Linked DNA regions of Homo sapiens: region 1 is linked to region 2. The links are chromatin loops, found by intact Hi-C in ENCODE. Cell type or tissue: adrenal gland. All regions are shown on one strand. Each heading gives the region's core, and the rest is flanking DNA. Links, peaks and the distances in the headings are about the cores only.

The links. A loop is a pair of places that touch in the nucleus more often than their neighbours do. Peaks named below come from ENCODE experiments on the same cell type or tissue, not always from the same donor. Only the 100,000 strongest peaks of a DNase experiment are listed, where the experiment ranks them.
Region 1: a loop joins it to region 2, with 1.9 times the contacts of the local background. A loop is called at or near these places in 7 of 110 quality-filtered maps.

What each region holds. Positions count from the first base shown.
Region 1 is chr14:99,806,346-99,813,678 of GRCh38, reverse strand. The region is part of intron 1 of EML1 (EMAP like 1); the gene reads right to left. Among named protein-coding and RNA genes, the nearest start is that of EML1, 17 kb to the right of the region's middle. In adrenal gland, for the core only: no CTCF peak of the experiment used is centred there; a DNase peak (open chromatin) is centred at 4,128; H3K27ac peaks cover 818 bases.
Region 2 is chr14:99,861,327-99,868,659 of GRCh38, reverse strand. EML1 (EMAP like 1) reads right to left here. Exons shown (of 22, transcript NM_004434.3): 3 at 3,014-3,146. Among named protein-coding and RNA genes, the nearest start is that of EML1, 72 kb to the right of the region's middle. In adrenal gland, for the core only: no CTCF peak of the experiment used is centred there; no DNase peak of the experiment used is centred there.

The DNA.
Region 1 (7,333 bases), core at 2,906-5,405, 55 kb after region 2:
TGGAGAGCTGTGGCATGATTGTAGCTCACTGCAGCAACTATCTTCCCAGGCTCAAGCGATCCTCCCACCTCAGCCTCCCAAGTAACTGGGACTACAGGCACACGCCACCACAACTGGCTAAATTTTTATAGAGACCGGGTCTCACTATGCGACCTAGGCTGGTCTCAAACTCCTGGGCTCAGGCAATCCTTCTGCCTCGGCCTCCCACAGTGCTGGGATTACAGGCGTGAGCCACCACACCTGGCCATCTCAATCGTTTTTAATAGGTAAAGATAGTTATTTTTGTCAGTCTTGATAATCTACCAAATGATATTTTCTACAACAAAAACACTATATAATTGTACATGTTAGGGTATTTGAATTTTTGTCTTGAAGATAATGATTAAAAAGAAAAAAAGCTAAGTGGCTGGGGGTTTTTTCCTTAAATCAAAAGCCAGGATTTCTCTTGCGTGAGACCGTCCCCTGTTCCTCCCTCACTGAGAAACACAAAATTGACAGGGCTGATATTTCAAAGCGTACAAAACTGGTTCAGCCATACCCATAATCCTTCTGCTTGGCAAAACAAGATTAATCAGCTTTCCTCAAGAAAGACGGCTAACTACGGTTCCTGGGCCAAACAGAGTACTACATTTCAAAGGGTGGCACCCAATTTATTCAGCCTTAGGAGAAGGATGTGGAGGTTACGCAGTGTGGAACAGATTTTTTACAGAGTAAATGAGAGAGCCTTTGGTTTAGGGCCCCTCTGCCTGCTCACTGCTTGTTAGCTATGCATCAGGAAAGAGAATTATTACACTTAGAAACACTTTATCTGTTTACTTGCTTTTAAAACCACGTAAGAATGTTCAGCTAAAGAAAAGTAAATTGCACCAAAGCTGTTGGCAGCTGAGATACTAGTCACTGGGAACTCCAAACAAACAATTCTGAGCCTCTATTCAAAGGTGTTTATTATTTCCTTGACCCCTGAAACTTTCTGCAACCCTGCAGAGGAGGAAGGCTGACTCCCCTCCCTACCCCACCTGCTTCCAACCTCCCCTAAATCCTGACACTCTGAGCCTCTTTGGTATGGAAGACACCTCTGAGCCAGGCAAAGTGAAGAGCCGATTGTACAGGGAGGGCCGTGGGACAATGCATGTGGGGAGGCGCATTGTGCAGCCGAGGAATGGTCACTGGGAGGTGGACGGCAGGGAAGAGATCTGACAGCACCTCAATGCTGTGTACCACTATGTCAGCCTCAAAAAAGCATCGTCACCTGGATGCTGCCTGGCATCTACCTTTTTAGAGTTAGGTTAGAAAATATTCATTTGGCTGACTTCCTTTCTCAGTGTATGTCCAGCTGTTTCGTTATCACAGAGAGACAGCCTCATGAATGTCTTTGGTTGGGCACCCACATGGCGCCTGGTGATGAAGGGGCTGGGCATGCACAGTCAGGCCTCCCTGACTGCATCAGCAACCCTAACCCCCTGAATTACCAGCAATACATCTCCCCACTGTACAAACTCCAACACACACGTACTGTTCACCTATTAAACTAGGCAATGCAGAGTTCTCAAAGATGAATGAATACCAAGGGGGCTTAGCTCTTGAGATGTCAGACAGGAGAGTAGAGAAATAAGTACGGGTGACTCTTGAACACTGTGGGTTTCAACTGCGCAGATCCACTTACACAGGAATTTTCTGCCACCTGTGCCACCTCTGAGACAGCAAGACCAACCCTTCCTCCTCCTCAGCCTATTCAATGTGAAGACAATGAGGTTGAAGACCTTTGTGATGATCCACTGCCACTTATGAATAGTACATGTATTTTCTCTTCCTTATGATTTTTCTTTATTTTCTTTCTTTCCTTCCTTTCTCTCTCTCTCTCTCTTTTTGAGACATAGTCTCATTCCTGTTGCCTAGTCTGGAGTGCAGGGATGTGATCTTGGCTCACTGCAGCCTCAACCTTCCAGTTTCAAGCAATCCTCCACCCCAGCCTCTTAAGTAGCTGGGACTATAGGTTCGTGCCACAAAGCCTGGCTAATTTTTTTTTTTTTTTTTTTTTGGTAGAGACAGGGTTTTATCGTGTTGCCCAGGCTGATCTAAAACTCCTAGGGTCAAGTGATCCTCCCGCCTTGGCCACCCAAAGTGTTGGGATTACAGGCATGAGCCACCCAACTCGGCTTGATTTTCTTAGTAACATTTTCCTTTCCCTAGCTCACTGTATTGTAAGAATACAGTATACAATACATATAACATACAAAATATGTGTTAATCGACTGCTTGTATTATTGGTAAGGTTCCGGTCAATAGTAAGCTGTTAGTAGTTAAGACTTTGAGGAGTCAAATGTTACACTCAACACAAGGCACAGTGGCTCGAACCTGTAATCCCAGAACTTTGGGAGGCCGACGTGGGTGGATCACTTGAGCCCAGTGAGTCAAGGCTGCAGTGAGCTGTGATCAACCACTGCACTCTAGCCTGGGTGATAGAGCGAGACCCTGTTTCAAAAAACAAAAACCCAAAAAAACAAAAAAAAAACCCCTATTATACATGAATTTTTAACTGTGCTAGGGCTCAGCACCCCCTAACCCCTGCGTTGTTCAAGGGTCAACCGTGTATGAGGTGAACATCATAAGAGACGGGGAGAACCACCATATGGGATCCCAGACAGACATATCTGGATGTAGGAAAAGAGGAAGAAGAATCAGAAATACTTTACCATGTGATCAGAGTTTTTTCTTTAACTGACAATAATTGTATATATTTAGGGGGTACAATGCAATGCTTTGATACATGTATATGTATGTGGATGATTACATCAAGCTAATTAACATACCCATCACATCACATATGTATCATTTTTTTGTGCTGAGAACATTTAAGATCCACTCCTTTAGCAATTTTGAAACATGTAATATGTTATTATTAACTATAGTCACCAGATTGAGTTTCACAATTCACAAAGCAGTCACATAGATTATTTCACTTAAGAGTTGCAAGGATTAGGAAGGAATCCCACTTTATGGCATAGAAAACTGAGCCACAAGGTCACGTGATTTGTCCCGGGTATCTGAAAAAGCCACTGCTTCAAGTGGGTTGGGGTTAGAAAATAGCTGAGTCTTAACAAATAATGCAGAGGGCCTATGAAAGCCGCAGAACAGGAAAAGCCACGAGGATTGGAATCTGCAGATGTGGAGAAGCTATTTAGCCCTCAGTTTCCTCATCTATGAAAAGGGCCAACACCAGCTGGTCCACTGAATGGTTGCGAGGACGAAATGAAACACTGCAACAAAACCATAAACCGCAGATGTTACACTCATGTGAAGTGTCACTGCTACTTTTCACAAGCCAAGCACAGGTCTTCTTATGGCAGATACATAAATTCCTGTTGAACAAAGAAATGAAGGAAGGAAGGAACCCATGAATTTAGCAAAGTCAACAGAGTCTCCCTGAACTTTGTTTTCATGGGCCTGGACTCTGGTACAGCCTGGCTCTGTAGCATCTGGCTGGTTCTGAAGGACACGGTGACAGGTGAATGCTGTAAAATGGCCTTGCAGTTCCCCCAGGGGCGCCAGCTTCCTACACGCCAGGCTTCCACGTAAACATCACTCAAACACTGGGGAGTGTCCGCAGATACAAGTCAGCAGCAGTGCCCTGACTGGGCCGCATTGCAGCAGGAACCACCCAGGAACCAGACGCGGTACAGGGCCGGCTCGGCTGTCTGGTTATACTGGTCTGGAAACCCTTCCTCAAATCCCTGGGGCCTGAAATGTTTTTGAACTCAGATTCAGACTTTAAAACGGAAGTCCAGGGCATACACCATACATTAGCCAATATCCCAGAAGGGCCTAGGACAAGACCCATAGTCACATTCAAAAATACCTCTACAGAAAAGCAGAACTTTCACACTAAAAGAAATGAACACAAACGATTAAAAGCCACATGTTTCAATTCAGAGGAGTTCTCCCCACCCATCAAATGATTTCAGATCAGGCCAAATCCAACTAGCAAACAAGTTACCAAAAAACATCTGGGTTTCACAGCTTTCTGGATGTTGAAATCGCAGATAAGACGTTGCAGGCCTGACTCAAGGGCTGTTAAATCTCAAGGCATCTGCCATACACCCAGGGCTGGGATGGACCCAGAAAGCTGGCAGTGCACGGCCGAGGTTCCCAGGGTGCCGACCAGGGCGCCTGTCCAAGTGCTGGACACAGCTTCTGGGCATGCTGTCTCATCCCTTACTTCAGCCAGAATGGAAAATTGCGTGAGTAAGTATGCGCTACTGCAAAGTCAGCAGCTTCCCCGCCCCTTTAACATACAGCAGATTGTGCTTTGAGGGAGAAGAGGAATTAAATAAATAAATAAATAAAATAAAAAACAAGCCACTTTACCTACAATGTGGCCTGAAGAACAAGGTCAAAGTTTGATAAATATGATATTTAAGCAGATAGGGGAATTGAAAATGTTCAGAAAATGTTACAGAATGTCGGGGTTTCTTAAAGCAGGGCATAACAATTTTCAAGGTGCAGGGAAAAAAATAACAAAATTTGCAAAAATTCAATTATCTATAGCGTATTTTCTCTTTTTATAAAGGTATAGATTACCAGGTCAACACGGATGCTAACATGAAGACAACAAATAGAAAGCCACTTGGTATAGTTCAAAGAAACCTGGGGTTTTTTTCGGGAGACCTAGGATCGAGATGTGGTCCTCACTGAACTATTTGGCCTTGGCTAAGTTACTCAGCACCCATCAGCTTCCCTGATTACATGTAAGATAAATATGATAAAGTAGTATTTTACTTACCTTAGAGTTTGGTTGTGAGAATTAAGTGAGAAACAGATCTGAAGGTGCTTTAAAAACTGTAAAATATTAGAAAGGAGATCATTTTATATTGGGGTTATGTTCTAAGGGCAGTGAATTGGATGGAAAATAGAGTGTGTTGAAATTACTCTTGAAAAATTCCCCAGATAGTCCACAGTGTGGAGCATACGTGGTTTTGTGTAAACTGTATCATCTCTCAGCAAATCCCTCCAAGACTGGAATAGATTCCTGTTTGGGGAGTTAAATACACACCGTGGTTGGCCTGCATTTAGAGACCATTTTGAACAAAAATAGAAAAATAAACAAAATTAAATAATATATATTGTTTTTCACTAAATACGTATATAATATATGTGATCCATGAATGCTGGAAGTTCTTACACTCTGACTCCAACCTACAGTAATTAGGAGGCTTTGCCACCTATGACTGTGTGTTATTTTATTACCGTACACAATGAAGAAATGTTTCTGGTATTACTGAAAAGCTTCTCAGGATCCAGAAGTTCTCTCCTTGTCTCTTATAATAATTTAAAGATAACACAGCTCTTTGCATAATTTCAGCATCTGATTTTTCATTCAACAAGAATGTACTGGAGACAAACTCCCTGCGAGGCACTGTGCAGAGCAGGGGAAAGAAGCAAACGAAAGAAAAAGACAACACAGCGCCCCTGCCCTCAAGGAACTCACTAGCTGATGGTGGCAACAAAGGCCCTCACAGCTGACCACGGTGCAGGGCAGAGGGAAACCAGCAGTGATCAGAGGGGTATGTATCATAATTCAGAAACGCAGAGGAAAGACCAAGTAATCCGGGACAGATGAGGGAAGACTTCACCCCAGGGATAGTCTGTAGGCCGGGTCTTAAGGCATGAACAGTATTTAAATACGGAAAAAGGAGGGGCTCGTGACTGATAAAGCATGACCACAGAGTCCTGGAAACTCTTGGCACACAGTAAGCAGAGGGGTGTGGTAAGACCACAAATCTAACATTTATGAGATACCTACTAGGCATCAGGAATGAGGATAAGTCAACCCAGCTGTAACCATCAAGACAACACTAAGGTGACACTTACTACTAAGTCCTAGCATCTTGATTCTAGACAACGCTGTGCTGGAGCTCTCAAGCCTGCCCTGCAGACCCCGTCTCCACCCTCTCTCCCCTGCGTGGGCTGCATCAACAGGCTTCCCCTTGGGTAGGAGCAGTGGAGGGGAAGGAGGGAGGGGAGTGAGGTCAGGGTTTCTTCCTGGGGTAGGGTTGCTGTCACAGCTCCTGTCTGGCGGCTCTGTCCACCCAGCCCTCTCTGAACCCAGGTCTGGTAACTGCCCCTCTGCCCCTTCAGGCCTAGGGTGGGACTGTGCCTGCTGTACCAGTCCTGGCCACTACCCCAGCCCTTGTGGTCTCCCTATACCTTGCACCAACCTTCACAACAGTGACTTTGTCACAATCGCCTTAAATTGGCCATTGAGGGCACCATTGCTTCCTGCCAGGACTCTCTAGAATCGCCTTGCAGCCAGCTCTCCTTGTTAGAGCTGAGGAAACTGAGGCCAGGAAAGAATAAGTAATTATCCAAGTTCACACAGTCATTTCATTGAACAGCAGAATCAAGGCTGCAACCCAGATGTGTCTGTCTCCAAAGCCTATGCACTCCAACTCTGGGAAAGTAATTTGGTGGTAGATTACAGAGGATCACGAAAGAATGCACGTAATCTTTTGTGCTAATTCTCAAGAGTTCATTATTCGTCTGCACGTGTGCAGCCTGTGCCTGCTTGTCTCTTTAAACAGTCCTGCAAATGAGATGCTCCAATCAGGCGTTCACGGCATCAAACGGTGCCAAACGTACAAAAGCAATCCTTAAAAAAAAACAAAAACTCAGAGATATTCCAAGACTCCAGTCCAGATCCTTCCTAGATCCCGGGTCCTGCATCTGCTGTTTCTCTTCTTAGATTCTTAGCTAATTGGGAGAGAATGCATGTTATTGGCGATCAGAAGGCATATGTCATGAAATTTCTTTAGCAAACATATGCCCCTCATCATTTTTCTAAACAGCTCTAAATTTTTTCCCAGCTCTCCATTCCTAAAAGAGCTTAGACACTTGTCACCCTTCTTGGCTTGTCAGAGCAGCCAGTGTTGCTGTGCTTGGGTGTGAAGGGCAGCTCTGAATCCATGCCCTGTCTCCTCATACTTGGCACTACCCTTCTTGAGAGTGGTCTTGTACTGGCTCTTGCTTGGGGGAAGGAGCACACTTTCCATTAGAGATTCCAGAGACTGGCCAGGCGCAGTGGCTCATGCCTATAATCCCAGCATTTTGGGAGGCCAAGGTGGGCAGATCACCTGAGGTTGGGAGTTCGAGACCAGCCTGACCAACATGGAGAAACCTCATCTCTACTAAAAATACAAAATTAGCTGGGTGTGGTGGAGCATGCCTGTAATCCCAGCTACTCGGGAGGCTGAAGTAGGAGAATCGCTTGAACCCGGGAGGCAGAGGTTGCGGTGAGCCGAGATTAACGCCACTGCACTCCAGCCTGGGCAACAAGAAT
Region 2 (7,333 bases), core at 2,511-5,010:
GACATTACAACGGATATAACAAAAACGAGAAGGACTATAAGAGACCACTGTGAACAAGCATATGCCAGCAAATTGGGTGACCTAGAGCAAATGGATAAGTCCTAGAAACACAAAGCCCACCAGGACTGAATCATAAAGAAGCAAAAAATATGAACAGACCTAGAACTAGTAAGGAGACTGAAGCAGTAATCAAAAACCTCCCAACAAAGAAAAGTCCAGGACCCAATGGCTGCAGCGGAGAATTCTATCAAACATTTAAAAAAGGATAAATTCCAATGCTCCTTAAACTCTTCCAAAGAATTGAGGAGGAGGGAACACTTCCAAATCATTGCATGAGGCCAGCATTATTCTAATACCAAAACCAGACAAAGACACAAGAAAAGAAAACTATAGACCAATATCCCTGATGAATGCTGATGAAAAAATCCTCAACAAAATACTAGTAAACTGAAAACAACAGCACATTAAATGGATTATATACCATGACAAATTAGGATTTATATTTGGAATGCAAGAATGATTCAACACATAAAAATCAATCAATGTGATACAATATTCACAGAATAAAGGACAAAAACCACATGATCATTTCAACTGATGCAGAAAAAGCATTTGACAAAATTCAACTCCTTTTCATGATAAAAAAACACAACAAACTAGGAATAGAAGGAAACTACCTCAATGTAATAAACGCCATATTTGAGTGGCCACAGCTCAAATAATACTCAATGGTAAAAGACTGAAAGCTTTTCCTCTAAAATTAGGAAGAAGGCAAGATACCCACTCTTGCCACTATTATTCAACATAGTACTCAAAGTCCTACCCAGAGCAATCAGACAAGAGAAAGAAATGAAAGGCATCCAAATAGGAAAGGATCCAAAGTAAAACTATCGGTCTACAGATGACAGAATCTTATATTTAGAAAACCCTAAAGATTCCAGAAGAAAACTGTGAGGACTAATACATAATTTCAACAAAGTTTCAGGTACAAAACCAACACACAAAAATCAGATGCATTTCTATATAATAACAATGACCAAGCTGAAAAGGAAGTTAAGAAATTAATTCTATTTACTGAAGCATCAAAAAGGATAAAATACTTAGGAATAACTTTAACCAAGGAGTTAGAAGACTCATACACTGAGAACTACAAAACTTTGCTAAAAGAAAATACAAAAAAAGAGAAAGACATCCTATGTTTATGGATTGGAAGACTTAATATTGCTAAAATCTCCATGCTACTCAAAGTGATATGCAGATTTAATGCAATCTCTATCAAAATCCCAAAGGCATTTTTTTGCAGAAATAGAAAAAAACTATCCTAAAATTCATATGGAATATCAAGGGACCCTAAATAGCCAAAACAATCATGAAAAAGAAGAATACAGTTGGGGGCCTCCCATTTCCTGATTTTAAAACATACTAAAAAGCAATAGTAATCAAGATGGTAGGGTATTGGCCATAAGGACAGATGTGCAGATAAATGGTACAGAATAGCCACTGATGGATGAATGTATAGACAAAATATGATAAAGATGGGGATAAGAGACACTGGGGACTCCAAAAGGAGGGTGGGAGAGAGGTGGGTAAGGGTTGAAAAACTTCCTATTTGGTACTATCTTCACTATCTGGGTAACAGGATCAACAGAAGCCCAAACCTCAGTATCACAAATATACCCTTGTAACAAACCTGCACACATACCCCCTGAACCTAAAATTAAGATAAAAAGCAAAATATGATATATACACACAATGCAATATTATCCAGCCTTAAAATCAGTCACATGCTACAATATGGATGCATGTCGAGGACATCATGCTAAACAAAGTAAGCCAGTCACAAAAGAACAAGCACTACTTAGATGATCCCACTCCTAGGAAATACCTAATGTAGTCAGAATCATAGCAACAAAAAGTAGAGAGGTGGTTGCCAAGGGCAGTGGGGAGAGTAGAGGGGAGTTACTATTTAATGGGTCTAGAGTTTCTATTTTGCCTGATGAAAAAGTTCTAGAGATCTGTTGCACAACAATAGATGCGTGAATATACTTAACACTACTGAACTCTTTTTTTTTTTTTTTTTTTTTTTTTTGAGATGGAGTTTTGCTCTTGTCACCCAGGCTGGGGTGCAATGGTGCAATCTTGACTCACTGCAACCTTGGCCTTCCAGGTTCAAGCGATTCTCCTGCCTCAGCCTCCCAAGTAGCTGGGATCACAGGCATGTGCCACCACGCTCAGATAATTTTTGTATTTTTAGTAGAGATAGGGCTTCGCCTGTTGGTCAGGCTGGTCTCGAACTCCTGACCACAGATGATCTGCCCGCCTTGGCCTCCCAAAGTGCTGGAATTACAGGCATGAGCCACCAAGCCCGGCCAGCACTACTGAACTCTACACTTAAAAATGGTTAAGGTGGGCTGGTCTCACACTCCTGAGCTCAAGTGATCCGCCCACCTTGGCCTCCCAAAGTGCTGGGATTATAGGTGTAAGCCACTGCACCTGGCCCTAAAATATAAAAATCTTTAAATGATAATTACAAAATAATAGCAAAGTTAAGAGCAAACTGTGCTCTTTGTGACAGATAACATCAATATTTAGACTCCATTGTTGGGTACATTTTGAAAGTATGAGCTTATCCAAATTGCATAGAGAAAAATCTAAGGTTGCTATGGCAATCTGAATTTTGCCATGTTCCCAGTATGGACTTGGGAACAGCTATTTATTTTTACCCAGGTTATACTAACATTTGTTTTTTCAAAAGAGAACTTTAAGTAAAAATACAAAACACCACACTGTGGTTTTAGCCAGTGAGGTTTCAAAGGCAACACAAGTAAATCTAAAACAAGAATAATAATAAACTTAACTAGTTCTTGTTATGGCACCATATAAAATGTTGGACTTTTATAAGCTTTAACTCACAGAAGAAATTGTACAATGTCATTTTAAAAAGTAATACTCATGTTGGAATCTAAGAGAGAACTGCTTTGAGAGTTCATTTAAGGCCCTGCTTCTGGCTCACCTTTTGGTTGCTGGCACAGCAGTTTCTTTCCTGACCCCGGAGGGGGATGGTAGAGAGCCAGTAGGTTTCTTTGGTAACACAGTGCCATTGTTGACCGTGGTTCTTAAAGGCAGGGTCTGCATCAGTGGTCTTGCTGTAAGACAAGCAGAAAATAATATCAGAAAGTTCCCCTTTGCAAAGGTAACATTTTACAGCAGGGGTCCTCAACTGCCTGTTAGGAAGATGAGGCCACACAGCAGGAGGAGGTGAGCAGTGAGCGAGTGAGCAACTCTTCATCTCTATTTACGGTTGCTACCCATCACTCATGTTACCACCTGAGCTCTGCCTCCTGTCAGATCAGATTAGATTCTCATAGGAGTGCAAACTCTTGTGAACTGTGCATGCGAGGGATCTAGGTTGAGCATTCCTTATGAGAATCTAATGCCTGATGATCTGTCGCTGTCTCCCATCAACCCTAGATGGGACTATCTGGTTGCAGGAAAACAAGCTCAGGACTGCCACTGATTCTACGTTATGGTGAGCTGTATAATTATTTCATTATATATTAAAATGTAATAGTAAGAAAGAAGGTACACAATAAATAATAAGAAAGAAGGTACACAATAAATGTACCATGCTTGAATAGCCCCAAAACCATCCCCACCACCCGCCCCACTTCTGTGGAAAAATCATCTTCCACAATTTCCTTGGTGCCAAAAAGGCTGGAGACCACTGTTTTACAGAACATAAGCTAAGTAGAAAGGAAAAGGACATGAATTTTGAAACACCAGCAGCACTGACAAAGGTATGAAGGCAATTCCTTGGAGAAAGGATCATCTTTTCTTTTTTTTTTTTTTTTTTTGAGACAGAGTTTCACTCTTGTTGCTCAGGCTGGAGTGCAGTGGCACAATCTCAGCCAACTCGGTCTCCTGGGTTCAAGCGATTCTCCTACCTCAGCCTCCTGAGTAGCTGGGATTACAGGTGCTGGCTACCATGCCCAGCTAATTTTTGTATATTTAGTAGAGATGGGGTTTCGCCATGTTGGCCAGGCTGGTCTCGAACTCCTGACCTCAGGTGATCCGCCTGCCTCGGCCTCCCAGTGTTGGGATTACAGGTGAGAGCCACCATGCCCAGCCAAGATCATCTTTTCAACAAAGGCAACCTAGACACTAACCTCACACCCTACACAAAAATTAAAACAGCCCATAAACCTAAATTTAAAATGCAAAACTATAAAACTTCTAGAAGAAAGTGGTTTGGTGATGAGTTTTTAGATATAATACCAAAAGCACAATCCATGAAAGAAAAAAATTGATAGTTTGGACTTCATTAACATTTTTAAAAATTTGCAAAAGAACTTAAGAGGATTAAAATACAAGGCATAGATTGGGAGAAAATATTTGCACATCACGTATCTGATAAAAGACTTGTATAAGGAACATAAAAGGAACTCTTCAAATTCAATGGTAAGAAAACAAACAGCCCAATTAAAAAAATGGGCAAAAGATCTGAAAAGACACTTCACCAAAGAAGACATATACAGATGGCAAATAAGCATATGAAAAGATGCTCAACGTCATTTGTCATTAGGGAAATGCAAATTAAAACAATAATGCGATACTTCTATACACCTATTAGAATGGCTGAAATCCAAAAAGACAGACAAAATACCAATTGATGGCCGGGATGCCGATCAACAGGAACTCTCATTCCTTGCTGGTGGGAATGAAAAATAGTACAGCCACTGTGGAAGACAGTCTGGCAGTTTCTTATAAAGCTAAATATAGTTTCACCATATGATCCAGTAATTGTACTGACACTAGGTATTTACCCAATTGATCTGAAAACTTATGTCTACACAAACCCGCATGTAAATATTTAGAGCTGCTTTATTTACAATCGTCAAAAACGGGAAGCGACCAAGATGTCCTCTGATAGGTGAACAGATAAACAAACTGACCCATCCATACAATGGAATATGAGTTGGTGATAAAAGGAATGAAGCAAACCACATCTGAAATCCACATTGCTAAGGGAAAGCAGCAAGTCTGAGAGGCTCCATGTTGTATGATTGCATTTATATGACATTTGAGTAAAGGTAAACTAAAGACAGAAAATCGATTTGTGGCTGTCAGAGGTTGCAGGGCAGGGGCTGAATAGGTGACATACAGGAAGTCTTCTAGGGTGATAAAACTATTCTGTAAGATACCATCATGGGGCATATGTGACATGATGCCTTGTCAAAGCCCAGAGACCCTTACAGCACCAAGAGTGAACCTTGAAGTATGCAAGTAAAACCATCTAGGAGACAGGGAAACCCCATGATGGAATGAAGATTGTATGACAAACATATGACAACCTCACTGAAGGTAGTGGGGGGCAGGAAGATGCTGACCTAAGTCATTTTGGAAATGAGTAGAGACTGTAAAACTAAAGATAACAGGAACTGCGCATCAGCACTGTATTCTAGTTAGTAAGGGTGCTTCCCACAAAGGTGGAGGCTAACAATTCTGAAACCACTACACAGGAACATCAGGATGGAACAATTACATAAAAGGATGGAGGATGGCAGCGGCAGGTCTCTCACTGTTGGAGAGGGAGGTGATGGATAAGCAAGGGCAGATGGCGGGAATGAACCATGTGCCACTAGAGTAGAGACATCAGTGTGGACTCAGGTTTCCCTTAACACAGATGCAGACATGTAAGTATAAATACATACATAGACACCCACACACACAGGTTAGTATAAACACATGTTTCTGAGCTCTGTCTGCTGACAGGGCCTAAAGCAATGACACCTAATGCCCAAACCTTGGTTTCCAAGGCCATTCTACAGCAGAAGAAAGCATGCCTTCAGGGGAAGCAGCAGCACGTACGGCTGGGGCAGGGAGCACATGAATCTGGAGTCTTCTGTGGTGCCAGAAAGTAAAGAAGTGCTCAGACAACAACAACAAAACCAAAAGACACTATTTTGGTGGGGGCAAGTCAAACGGACACAAAACCTAACTGAAAGAGCTCCCAAAGGCCAAAGCTGGAACAATTTGAGCCACAAAACAAATAACATAGTATTCGATTATAACCCAAAGTACACAACGAGTATCTGTAAGTTTATGCTACAGTATATATAAATAAATGATTGGGTAAATACATAAATGAAGAGAACGGACAAATCCCCATACAGCTGTATTCTGAATAATTTATGTGGCTACCCCACCCTCAAGAAGGTAAAATATAATCTGCCACTCCTTAAATGTAGCTGGCACATACTGACTTCCTTCTAACAGCCACATGACGAAGTTGGGGGAGAAGTTACTTTCCAGTGGAGAGACCTGACCAACACCCCCTCAGCCAGATGGCCAAGGTCAACAACCACAGTGATGAGCCATGTTGATAGCATGCACCCTTGGACGGGATGTGCTGATAAGATGAGAATGGCACTTTACCTCTGTGCCTTCCTCCCTAAAGCCCATAAGCTGAGTCTATCCATGAGAAAAACATCAGGCGAAGCCAAGGTGAAGGATAGTCAATGAACCCTCTAACAGGTATTCCTCAAAACTGTCAAGATCATCAAAAACAAGGAAGACTGTCAGCCTGGAGGAGGCTGAGGAGCCAGGGTAACTAAAGATAATGTGTTATCCTGCATGGGAACCTGGAACCAAAAGGGCTTAAGGGACAAACTAAGGAAATCCCAATAGAGCATGGTCATTAATTAATAATAATGTATTAATATTGATCCATTAGTTGTGACAAATGTACCATACTAATGTAAGACGGTAATAACAGGGGAAACTGGGTACTGGGTCTATGGGAACCTTCTGTGCTTACAACTTTTCTAGAAATCTAAAACTATCCTAAAATAAAAAGTTCATTTAAAAATGCTAGCAGAGGCCAGGCATGGTGGCTCACTCCTGTAATCTCAGCACTTTGGGAGGCTGAGGCAGGTGGATAACCTGAGGACAGGAGTTTGAGACCAGCCTGGCCAACATGGTGAAACCTCGTCTCTACTAAAAACAGAAAAATTAGCCAGGCGTGGTGACATGCGCCTGTCATCCCAGCTACTAAGGATGCTGAGGCAGGAGAATTGCTTGAACCCGGGAGGCAGAGGTTGCAGTGAGCTGAGATCCTGTCACTGCACTCCAGCCTGGGCAACAGAGTGATACTCCATCTCCAATCAAACAAAAAAGCTAGCAGATTTTGTTCATCATAGAATTAAATCTGCCTCCATTTAGGCTCTTAAAATATTACCAACAACAAAACTGTGTATTATGCCAAATTTTTAACTTGCTGGAACTTTCCAGTCCCTAAAGCTGAGGGCCAATCTTCCTTCTCTCTTTAATGTAA